Linked DNA regions of Homo sapiens: region 1 is linked to region 2. The links are chromatin contacts, found by Hi-C or POLR2A ChIA-PET in ENCODE. All regions are on one chromosome and are shown on one strand. The core of a region is the stretch at or near the end of the contact, and the rest is flanking DNA. Distances in the headings are between cores, read along the strand shown. Region 1 has its middle 140 kb from the start of ZNF217. Region 2 overlaps LOC105372672 (a long non-coding RNA gene).

Region 1 (6,290 bases), core at 708-3,207, 120 kb after region 2:
ACACAAAAATTAGCCAGGCGTGGTGGTGGGTGCCTGTAATCCCAGCTACTTGGGATGCTGAGGCACGAGAATTGCTTGACCCTGGGAGGCGGAGGTTGCAGTGAGTTGAGATTGCGCCATTGCACTCCAGCCTGGGGGACAGAGACTCTGTCTCACAAAACAAAACAAAACAAAACAAAACAAAACAAAACAAAACAAAACAAGTGCAGTTTTGTTGCATGGATATATTGCATAATGGTGAAGTCTGGACTTGTGGTGTAGCCATAACCTGAATAATGTACATTAAACTTATTAATTTTTTTAATAATTTTTTTTAGAGACAGGGTCTTGCCATGTTGCCCAGGCTGGTCTCCAACTCCTAGGATCAAGTGATCCTCCCACCTCAGCCTCCCAAGGTGCTGGAATTACAGGCGCGAGCACCATGCCTGAACACATTAAACTCATTAAATAATTTATCATCTCTCATCGCCCCCACTCCCCTCACCCATCTGAGCCCCCAGTCTATTATGCCACACTCTGTGTCCATATTTATTTATTTATTTAGAGGCAGAATCTAGTTATGTTGCCCAGGCTGGACTCAGACTCTTGGACTCAAGCCATCCTCCTGCCTCAGCCTCCTGAGTAGCTGGGACTACAGACGTGAGCCACCTCACGCAGCATAAGAAAACCCCAATTTTGTTTCAAGTGAGAAAATATTCAGACCCAAAGAATTAGGATTGGTCTAAGTATGAGGTGACAAGCATGGAGAAGAAAAGTCAACCTGTGAACAAGGGTAGAGCAGAGAAGGAGATCAGGTCTATACCACATGGTTCCTTCAGTCTTCTTGCCGTGTGAGGTAATGAAAGGTGTTTCTTGCTTAAGCTATTGTTAGTCGGATAAGCAGTGAATTCCTGCTGCAAGGATTCCTAACTGCAACATATGCAATGGAGTTATATTAGATAAGGAGAAAAAAAATAATAGGAGAAGACAGAGGGCAGATAGAAGAAAGTAATTAAAACCAGCAGTCAGGCATTTTGGAATTCAGACCTCATTATTTTCATTTTCCAGATGAGAAAACTAAGGTTCCAGAGAAATGAACATAACTTGTTCAACATCTTAAAACTAGTCACCAGCAGACCTGGAATTCAAACCCAGATCTATTGGATACCAAAGACTGGTTTGAACAACTATATGTAATGCTTTGTATTGGGGTGTGTGTGTGTGTGTGTGTGTATGTGTGTGTAAGGGAGAGAGTGAGAGCTAGAGAGAGAGAGAGAGGGAGAACTAATGGTCACTGTTTGCTATGTGTCTGGTTATGTGCTTTACACTTTTGGCATATTGCTTTTCATTCTTAAATACAGCTTCAAATTTAGTTGTCATCTTCCTCATAATTTTATAAGAAAACGGAAATTCAAAAAGTTGAGTGACTTTAATAATTGAATATTGCCCAAAAGAAAAAAGGAAATTCTCTATGCCACCTGAGGTAGATCTAAAGAATTTTTCCCATCTCTATGTGCAGTGTATCTTTGTAGACCCTCCCATGAAGAAGTGGGGTCACTTTTTTTTTTTTTTTGAGACAGTGTCTCGCTCTGTCACCCAGGTTGGAGTGCAGTGGCACGATCTCGGCTCACTGCAAGCTCTGCCTCCCAGGTTCATGCCATTCTCCTGCCTCAGCCTCCTGAGTAGCTGGGACTACAGGCACCCACCACCACGCCCAGCTAATTTTTTGTATTTTTAGTAGAGACGGGGTTTCTCCATGTTGGCCAGGCTGGTCTTGAACTCCCGACCTCAGGTGATCTGCCCGCCTCAGCCTCCCAAAGTGCTGGGATTACAGCCATGAGCCACTGCGCCCAGCCAGAGTCACTTTTTTACCCTTTGAATCTGGGCTGAGCCATGTGATTTGTTTTGGCCAATATGTCATTAGCAAATGTTGGGGGAAACAGAGGCTTCCAAAGTACTTGTAAGCAGTACTTTGCTCTTTGGGAATTTTTACTGTCAAAGTAAGCTCTGCCGGGCGTGGTGGCTCACGCCTGTAATCCCAGCACTTTGGGAGGCCGAGGTGGGTGGATCACTCGAGGTCAGGAGTTCAAGACCGGCCTGGCCAACATGGTGAAACCCCATCTCTACCAAAAATACAAAAATTAGCTGGGCATGGTGGCAGGTGCCTGTAATCCCAACTACTTGGGAGAATGAGGCAGGAGAATCCCTTGAGCCCAGGAAGCGGAGGTTGCAGTGAGCTGAGATTGCATCACTGCACTCCAGCATAAGTGACAAAGTGAGACCCTGTCTCAAAAAAAAAGTACTTGTACCTTGGGGTTTGCCTTCTTACTTCTCCTGGGAACCCTATAACTTCATGTGAAGGAGCTAGCCTGTTGGATGATGACGTCCAGACATGTGACCCAGTTGCTCTTGTTACCCAGGTGATGGCCCCCAACCTCCACACATAGACAGGAAGCCGTCTTAGGATCATCTAGCCACCAGCTGACCACAGACACCTGGGAATACCCAGCAGTGATCATATGAGCTGGCCCAGAAAGGAAGAACCTCTCAGCCCACCTATAAAGTCACGAGCTAAACAAATGGTTGTTTTTAGCCACTAAATGTTGGAGTGGTTTGTTATGTGGCATAACTAATGGATACACTGACTTTCACTATATCAGACAAATATTGCAAATAATTGAGTGAAATGGATAGATATTGAGAATGTTTAATGTAAAGGTTTAAGTTAAATCTATCTTTTATGCAAAATACATGCCCATGTTCTGTTCCCTTTTTCTTTTTCTTTTTTTTTTTTTTGAGATAGAGTCTCGGTCTGCCAGGCTGGAGTGCGGTGGTGCGATCTCGGCTCACTGCAACCTCTGCCTCCCGGGCTCAAGCGATTTTCCTGCCTCAGCCTCCCAAGTAGCTGGGACTACAGGCACATGCCACCATGCCCGGCTAATTTTTGTATTTTTAGTAGACACAGGGTTTCACCATGTTGGTCAGGCTGGTCTCGAACTCCTGACCTCGTGATCCACCCGCCTCAGCCTCCCAAAGTGCTGGGATTATAGGCGTGAGCCACCACACCCGGCCAAACATAACTCTTCTTATAGTTATAATGATTCCGTGAAATAGGTCCTACTACCTCCCTCTTTTTTGTTGTAGTTGATTTTTAATTTTTAAGAGATGAGGTCTCACCATGTTGCCCAGGCTGGACTTGAACTCCCAGGCTCAAGCAATCCTCCCACCTAAACCTCAGGTGATCTGCCTGCCTCGGCCTCCCAAAATGCTGGGATTGCAGGCGTGAGCTACCTCGCCCAGCCTGTTCCCTTTTTCATTAGTGATAAGATCCTTGGCCATTAAAAGTTGTCAGTGAAGAAATATAGTGTCCCAGTGACGAGGAGTATGAAAAATACATTCTATTTTCACATCTTAAATGTCATTAAGATGTTGAAAGTGTTAAATATCAAATTCAAACTCAACTAGGTTTGACCAGCTTGTCCCAGTTTGTCTGGGATTTTTACATTTTAGTACTGAAAGTCCTGTGTCCAAGGAAACCCCTCAGTCCAGGAAAAACTGGGACAGTTGCTCACTGCTATGTTTTGTTTTGTTTTGTTTAAATCAGCCTACATCATGCTTTGATCTGCTGCAGTTTGAACACATTCCCTTTAAAATTTATATGTAGGAGGCCGGGCGCAGTGGCTCATGCCTGTAATCCCAGCACTTTGGGAGGCCAAGGTGGGTGGATCATGAGGTCAGGAGTTTTAGACCAGCGTGGCCAAGATAGTGAAACCCCGTCTCTATTAAAAATACAAAAATTAGCCAGGCATGGTGGCAGGCGCCTTTAACCCCAGCTACTTGGGAGGCTGAGGCAGGAGAATCGCTTGAACCCAGGAGATGAATGTTGCAGTGAGCCGAGATCACGCCACTGCACTCTAGCCTGGGCGACAGAGCGAGACTCCATCTAAAAAAAAATATGTGTGTGTGTGTGTGTGTGTGTGCGCGTATATATGTATATATGTGTGTATATATGTATATATATGTATATATGTGTGTTCATATATGTGTGTGTGTGTATATATATATAATATGTAGGAACTTAATCCCTAAATGATAGTATTAAGAGCTGGGGCCCTTGGGAGGTGATTAGGCCGTGAGGACTCTGCCCTTGTGGATGGAATTAGTGCCCTTATAGAAGGGCTTGAGGAGGAGAGTTTTTCTCTCCTACTCTTCTGCCATGTGAGGACCCTGTGTTCATTCCATTTAGGGGACGCAACAGCAATGCTCCATTTTGGAAGCACAGGAAGTCCTTACTAGACAATCAGTCTGCTGGTGCCTTGATCTTGGACATCCCAGCCTCCAGAACTGTGAAAAATACATTTCAATTATTTATAAATTACCTGGTCTGTGGCATTTTATCGTAGAGCAGGAATGGACTGACAAAGGCACCTGAAGCTCAACTTTAGTGTTAGTTCCAGCAGGGAGGAATCTTGCAAATTCTTATTGATATATGACAATAGATATTTAGAAGCTAAGAAGCTGAGTATTTTCTCACACGTTTAGGTGTAAGTTACAAATTAGTCCTGCTTTTGATACACAGCTACTTCATGAGTTTGCCCTAACTGCTCCCAGATAAGTCATATTCCTTTGAGAAGTCCCAATTGGCAAAAGTTCTTTTTTTTAAATGCCTCTTGTAAAAATTATCAATTTTTTAAAAAATGCCTCTTGTAAAAACCATCGACACAATTTCTTTTTTTTTTTTTCAGACGGAGTTTCACGCTTGTCACCCAGACTGGAGTGTAGTGGTGTGATCTCGACTCACTGCAACCTCCCCCTTCCGGGTTCAAGCAATTCTCCTGCTTCAGCCTCCTGAGTAGCTGGGTTTACAGGCACCTGCCACCATGCCCAGCTAAGTTTTGTATTTTTAGTAGAGACGGGGTTTCACCATGTTGGCCAGGTTGGTCTTGAACTTTTGATCTAGGTGATCCACCCACCTTGCCCTCCCAAAGTGCTGGGATTACAGGTATGAGCCACCCCTCCTGGCCAAGATTCTTGAATGTGTGATTAGTATTTATGGAAACTGACCCTGTATATAATAATCTTCTGCCTTCCTTACCTGCAAGTCATGAATTATATTTATGAACTGAATGTAAGAAAAATCTATGTGTCATTTATTCATTCACTCATTCATTCATCTCTCTATCCAACAATATTATTAAGTGCCCAGTAGATGCTATGTACTGTGCTAAGAGATGAAGATAAATAAAATGGTGAGCAAAAATGGACACTGTTGACCGGGCTCCTTGGCTCACACCTATAATCCCAGCATTTTGGGAGGCCGAGGCAGGCGGATTGCCTGAGGTCAGGAGTTTGAGACCAGTCTGACCAACATGGAGAAACCCCGCCCTACTTGGTCATCAATCCTTGACATTCCTTGCAGCTAGTTCACTCCAATGTCTTCTTCTGTTGTCACATGGCTTTCTCCCTGTGGATCTGTGTCTTCTTATAAGGGCACCAGTCCCATTGGATTAGGAACCCATCCTATAGTATTGGTACACTCTACTGAAAATACAAAAGTTAGCCTCGCGTGGTGGCACATGCCTGTAATCCCAGCTACTTGGGAGGCTGAGGCAAGAGAATCGCTTGAACCTGGAAGGCGGAGGTTGCGGTGAGCCGAGATTGCGCCATTGCACTCCAGCCTGGGCAACAAGAGTGAAACTCCATCTCAAAAAAAAAAAAAAAATAGACACTGTTCTTGCCTTCCAGGAATTTTTAGTGTTGTGGAGTAGAAGACAGTCATCCAACAAGCAGATAAATGCAAAGCTACACCCATGACAAGACTAGCAAACAAGAAGTGGTGTTATAAAATTTTGTGGAATTAAAGGAATTTGACTTTGTTGGGGGGCAGAGTCATTTAAGAAAGGCGTCCCCTTCGGACAAGGGAGCCAAGATCTAGAGGTGAAATGAGAATAGAGGTTGGAGTGAGGAAGGGGAAAATATTCCAAGCAGGGGGAAATGTAAAACATTTGAGCAAAATCCTGTGGCAAGAGGCAACCTGGACCATTTGAAACAGGGCTGTGCGCATAGAATCAAAAAATAGGGCAAAGGGTGACAGAAGAGAAAGCCAGAGTGGGAGACATGGGCCTAGCTGAAGAGCATCTCAAAGCCTGTCATGAGTTGGAATGTGTCCCTCCAAAAAGATGAAGTAGAGCCCTATCTGCCAGTATTTCTGAGTAGGACCTTATTTGGAAACAGGGTCATTGCACATGTAATTAGTGAAGATGCGGTCATACCGTAGAGTGGGTTCCTAATCCAATGGGACTGGTGTTCTT
Region 2 (5,633 bases), core at 763-3,262:
TCAGCTTAAAAAAAAATTACAAAGTAAAGGAAGAGAACGCTGACCTGTTCCTTTCTACCTTCTTCAGGATGGGTAGAGGCATGAAGAAATGCAGGCTCCCCTCCCCCTCCGGGCCACGCTTCCCGGCTGGGTGGAAACTATCTCATTACCACATTTTCAACAAGTAGACCAGTTTCCTCCTTTAATCAAAGTTACTTTGTGGTTGTTTGGCAGTCTGCGCATGCCATGTTTTTATAGCTATAGAAAATGCGTATTTATTTATTTTGAGATGACTATGACCATATGACAAACCTAAGTCAGCCTCTTATAGCCAATGATTTATAAGAGCTCTGAAAAGCCCGGCCTTTAAACATTTTAATAGAGGCTCTCTCATCCTTTGTAAGTGGAAGTGTAAATTGGTACAGTCCTTTTGTAAACAACTCAATGAGACAAGTCAAGGGCCTTACAAATGTTCATACATTTGGATGCAGCAATAACACTCCTGGAATCAATCCTAAGGAAACAGCCCTAATGTAGGAAAAGGTGTTAGGAACAAAGATCTTCGTGGTAACAAGATTTACTACGAGGGGGAGAGCAATACACGTTCACTCTCCATGCATGTGTGGAGGGACACAAATAAAGGAGTGGTTAGTCATCCAAGTTATGTATCCCCACACGATTACATACAGCCATTTTAGAATTAGAAAGCTTTGAAAAATAGGCCATTGGGAAATATTTATAATAGCAAATGAAAAAACCGAGATGCAAAGTTGTATTTTTAATGAACTCTAATTTTTTCTATTAGTAACGAAAAAAGGATGTAATATACATAAAAATATTTAAATTGATTTTATCAGAAAAATTTTAGTACAGACTGAATATTATATGAAAACAAAAAAATTTTATTTCATTAGCTGTAATAATGGCACGGATTATTACAGAATATGCATTATATATATATTTAAAGATGTATACTGAAGGATATAGAAGAATGACATGACATAGGAGAATTTATAATACTTTAGTAAATAAAAAAACAAGAGAATTGAACCAAAGGTGGTTAACATCTTGAAACTAGAACTTGCCCAGGCACCGTGGTTCACGCCTGTAATCCCAGCACTTTGGGAGGCCGAGGCAGGTAGATCATGAGGCCAGGAGATCAAGACCATCCTGGCTAACACGGTGAAACCCCGTCTCTACTAAAAATACAAAAAATTAGCCGGGCGTGGTGGTGGGTGCCTGTAGTCCCAGCTATTTAGGAGGCTGAGGCAGGAGAATGGTGTGAACCCGGGAGGCAGAGATTGCAGTGAGCTGAGATCGTGCCACTGCACTCCAGCCTGGGCGACAGAGCGAGACTCCATCTCAAAAAAAAAAAAAAGAAAAAGAAAAAGAAACTAGAACTGGGCATCAGATATGGGGGTTACTCATTACACTATTTTTATTATTCTCTCTACTTTCGCATACATTTCAAAATTTTTATTAAAATTGTTTCTTTTTTTCTTTTTTTACCCTTAATCCTATGATGGGTTATATTTAAAAATTTTTTTAATGTTTGTTTTTCAATAATGGCATATGTATGACCCTTTTTCTACTTTCTATTTTTCTCTAATTATTTTTCATAATCTACTTATATTACCTTTGAAATAAATTAACATTTATTTTACCAAAAAGTAATTTAAAATAAGAATAGTAAACAGTTCCACAGAAAAGTTTTTCTTGCCATGTAATTCTAGTGAATCCTCAGAATGCTATGATAAGCCTGTGTACCTTAAAATGTGAGCTTCTAAATGGTCCAAATCTTTTGGGACGGCACCGTGCCATCTGAGACTGCTGTAAATATGATCAGCTGATAAAAGGCCAGCTGCAACTAACCATTTTAAAGATTAGGAACCATTTAAAAACACACACACACACACACACACCACCTCTGGCCTCTTAAGTGTTAAGTGGCAAGATACTCTGGTTTATTTCTAAAGTTTCATGCAATAATCACGTAAGCACCGAGCAGGACAGAATTCTACATACCGCCAAGCTGACTCAGAAAGAAGGGTTCCACATTCCTTAATTAGCAGCATGAGAAAAGCACCACTTCCTGCGGTGGAGTTCCCATTTCATCCAGCCACTCCACTGGCTCGGTACATCCTCAAGTCCACGAAAAAGATTTTCATAAAGTCTGGAGACACAGTGTTGTTTAATTTATTTCATTTTACTTTGTTTTGTTTTATCCTACTTTATTCTATTATACTCTATCCTATTATATGTATTCTAATTTTTACAAATTGAAGATGTTTGTAATGACGTAGATTCTTTGTTTCTAGACTTTATGGATGCCTGTATATACTGAAATCACAGTTGGAGGCAGAGTAGGTGAACACTTGACCAACTTGAAAATACAGCTTCTACTTTGGGAGGCCAAGGTGGGAGGATCACTTGAGCCCAGGAGTTTGAGACCAGCCTGAACAACATAGTGAGACCCCCCCATCTCTATTTTTAATCTTTCTTTTTTTTTTTTTTTTTAAGACAGAATCTCACTCTGTCACCCAGGCTACAGTGCAGTGGCATGATCTCGGCTCACTGCAGTCTCCCTGTCCCGGGTTCAAGCAATTCTCATGTCTCAGCCTCCCGAGTAGCTGGGACTACAGGCATGCACCACCATGCTCGGCTAATTTTTGTATTTTTAGTAGAGATGAGGTTTCACCATGTTAGCCAGGCTGTTCTCAAACTCCTGACCTCAAGTGATCTGCCCACGTAAAACTCCCAAATTGCTGGGATTACAGGCGTGAGCCACACACACACCCGCAGCCCCCACCACCACCAGTCGTCTCTATTTTTTAAACGAAAGAAAATACAGCTTTCTTGATTATTAACAGTCAAAAGATTCAAAGTCCTAGACCAGAAGTTTCTTTTTTAGTACCTATGACTTAAGTTTATGATTTGGATTAAAGTTCTCTGGCAGAACACCCACAGGATGCCAAAGCCTGAGGAAGATTTCCGAACAAGATTACACGGTTTTCCAATGGGATACATTTGATCACGTGTGAAAACATGGTGGCAGCACTACTGCAACCTTAAATGAAAGGGCAAATTCTCAGGAAACACATTCTGCTTGTAAATATTGGATGTAACCATTCTAACAGTTATTTACTTTTAACTTGAGAAATTTTAAAGAAATGTAGCCGGGCGCGGTGGCTCATGCCTGTAATCTCAGCACTTTGGGAGGCCGAGGCGGGTGGATCGCCTGAGGTAAGGAGTTCGAGACCAGCCTGGCCAACATGGTGAAACCCCATCTCTACTAAAAATGAAAAATTAGCCGGTCATGGTGGCAGGCGCCTGTATGTAATTCCAGCTACTCGGCAGGCTGAGGCAGGAGACTCGCTTGAACCCAGGAGGTGGAGGTTGCAGTGAGCCGAGATGGCGCCATTGCACTTCAGCCTGGGTGACAGAGCAAGACTCAAAAAAAAAAAAAAAAAATTTCTAGACTTTTTTCCTTTTTCCCTTTCTAAGCTTTTAAAGATTTTATGTCTGTCTTAGTTTTCAAGTTATACAGCAAAACACTGTAGATCCATTACAGAAACACTAAAATTTTAGGGTATAAGAATTCAAAGCTTCTATTATCTGGAACACAAGGGCACCCCTCATTGCCAGTGTATTCTGTTGTGTTCTGTTTGCATAGAATCCAGCCTAAATGCTGCCCACCTGGAGTGAGTTGCTAGATGGACTGAAATAATCCTAGCAAACTTGTAATGGTTTGGGCACAACCACTGCTCCTTTGCCATCTAGCTGGTACTGCTGCTGTTACCAGGTCTGTTAGATAGCGACCGATGAGGCCTCCTGGCCTTGTTGATATTTCTTTGCCTATCAGTGGATCGTTAGTTGGAGTATTTCCTTAGTCACAGACCGGCCTTTTATTGGGATGTTCTCAGTAGGAACTACATTTGCAGATAACAGATGGTTATTTAAATAAGAATGTGAAAAATATATATACTCTTTCTCTTCTGGGGCCTAAGATGGTTTTTTGCTGATTCTTAAACCTGTAGCTGTTTTTATGAGTGGATATCTGATTTTTTAAAAATCTCTCATGACATGTAAATGTTTAAGTTGTTTGAAAACATTTACATTTTCTGACCAGCCAGCAACACTTACAATCTTCCATAGTTCCTAAGATTAAGAAAACAGGAGAAAGCTAGAGAGATTTGGCAAAGTATGTAATAACCTAGCAAGGAAATTCTTGAGCAAGAGTATATGGGTTTGAATTTATTGGAACATTTGAAAGCAATTAAATTTTTTTTCCTCCAAACTTATTTTTGTCCTTTTTAAAGCACACACAGGCAAACAACTGAAAAAGATCATTGCAAGTAAAATGAATCATTAAGCTGATCAAGCCTAGAAACCACCACCAGAAGTATTTATAGCATTATTAGGGTGGAGTATCTATAATCCATTCTCAGACTTATTATAAGTCTCAAGATCCACCCTTTGAAAAGCTAATCCTATCCTCAATCTTCAAATTTAATTAGTATTTATTGATCTCATATGGAACGTCCAGCACAGTGTTAAAAAGGACCATCTTCATCAAAAAAAAAGAAAAATAAAAAAACAAAAAAATGGAAAAAAATAAAGAAATTAAAGAAAAAGCAAATGAAACAAAAGGTACCATCTTCCAAATGTGAGAATAGGTGCTCAAATGATATCTATGGTTCAACTATACATGTGTGTTGAACAAATGTAAATAGCATATAGTAGAAGCCACCGTAAATGAATCAGAATGATTCAGGCTAACTTTACAGTAAACTAGAAGAACACTGCTGTTAGATCTGTGTATCTGCCATATTTCAAATACAAGAGTCCTCACATTTTACAAGGTCACTTAGGAAAGATTAGAGGACACACTCTAATATGCAATGTATAATTCTTTTTTTTTTTTTTTTTTTGAGACGGAGTCTCACTCTGTCACCCAGGCTGGAGTGCAGTGGCACAATCTCGGCTCACTGCAACCTCCGCCTCCTGGGTTTAAGCAATTCTTTGCCTCAGCCTCCTGAGTAGCTGGGATTACAGGCGCCCACCACCACATCCAGATAATTTTTGTATTTTTAGTAGAGATGGGGTTTCACCATCTTGGCCAGGATGATCTTAAACTCCTGACCTTGTGATCCACCCGCCTGGGCCTCCCAAAGTGCTGGGGTTACAGGCATAAGCCACCATGCCTGGCCAATTCTTTTGTTTTTGTTGTTCTGGTCATGCAATGTATAATTCTTTTTTGGTTGTTTGTTTGTTTGTTTTGAGAAGGAGTCTTTGCTCTGTCACCCAGGCTGGAGTGCAGTGGTGCGATCTCAGCTCACTGCAAGTTTCGCTCCTGGGTTCAGGCCATTCTCCTGCCTCAGCCTCCTGAGTAACTGGGACTATAGGCGCCCGCCACCATGTCCAGCTAATTTTTTTGTATTTTTTAGTAGAGACGGGGGTTTCACCATGTTAGCCAGGATGGTCTCAATCTCCTGACCTCGTGATCCACCTGCCTCGGCCTCCCAAACTGCTGGGATTACAGGGGTGAGCCACCATACCTGGCCTTTTTTTTTTTTTTTTTTTTTTTTGAGACGGAGTCTCACTGTATTGGCCAGGCTGGAGTGCAATGGCATGATCTCAACTCCCTGCAACCT

What was found. Hi-C counts contacts between places; a loop is a spot of excess contacts on that map. ChIA-PET counts read pairs that join two places held with the same protein, here RNA polymerase II (POLR2A). Pooled maps may share reads with other maps.
Region 1: a pooled map shows a loop between it and region 2 (3-fold over the local background). The contact joins two enhancer-like sites. A Hi-C loop is called at or near these places in 13 of 168 maps with a recorded cell type or tissue (Caco-2, Calu3, HepG2 and 9 more) and 18 of 50 pooled maps. POLR2A ChIA-PET finds 5 or more read pairs at or near these places in 27 of 52 experiments (A549, B cell, BJ and 21 more).

What each region holds. Positions count from the first base shown.
Region 1 is chr20:53,727,332-53,733,621 of GRCh38, forward strand. No RefSeq gene overlaps it. Among named protein-coding and RNA genes, the nearest start is that of ZNF217, 140 kb to the left of the region's middle. RefSeq lists enhancers at 1,221-1,721, 2,122-2,171, 2,452-2,551. Within about 2 kb of position 1,958, at least 4 of the 41 ENCODE cell types and tissues checked have a DNase peak (open chromatin) inside an H3K27ac peak, as active enhancers do; they include GM12878 and OCI-LY7, where a contact is called at or near this core.
Region 2 is chr20:53,609,704-53,615,336 of GRCh38, forward strand. All of the region lies in intron 1 of LOC105372672 (a long non-coding RNA gene), which reads left to right. Among named protein-coding and RNA genes, the nearest start is that of ZNF217, 19 kb to the left of the region's middle. RefSeq lists an enhancer at 1,067-1,116. Within about 2 kb of position 2,013, at least 13 of the 41 ENCODE cell types and tissues checked have a DNase peak (open chromatin) inside an H3K27ac peak, as active enhancers do; they include GM12878 and OCI-LY7, where a contact is called at or near this core.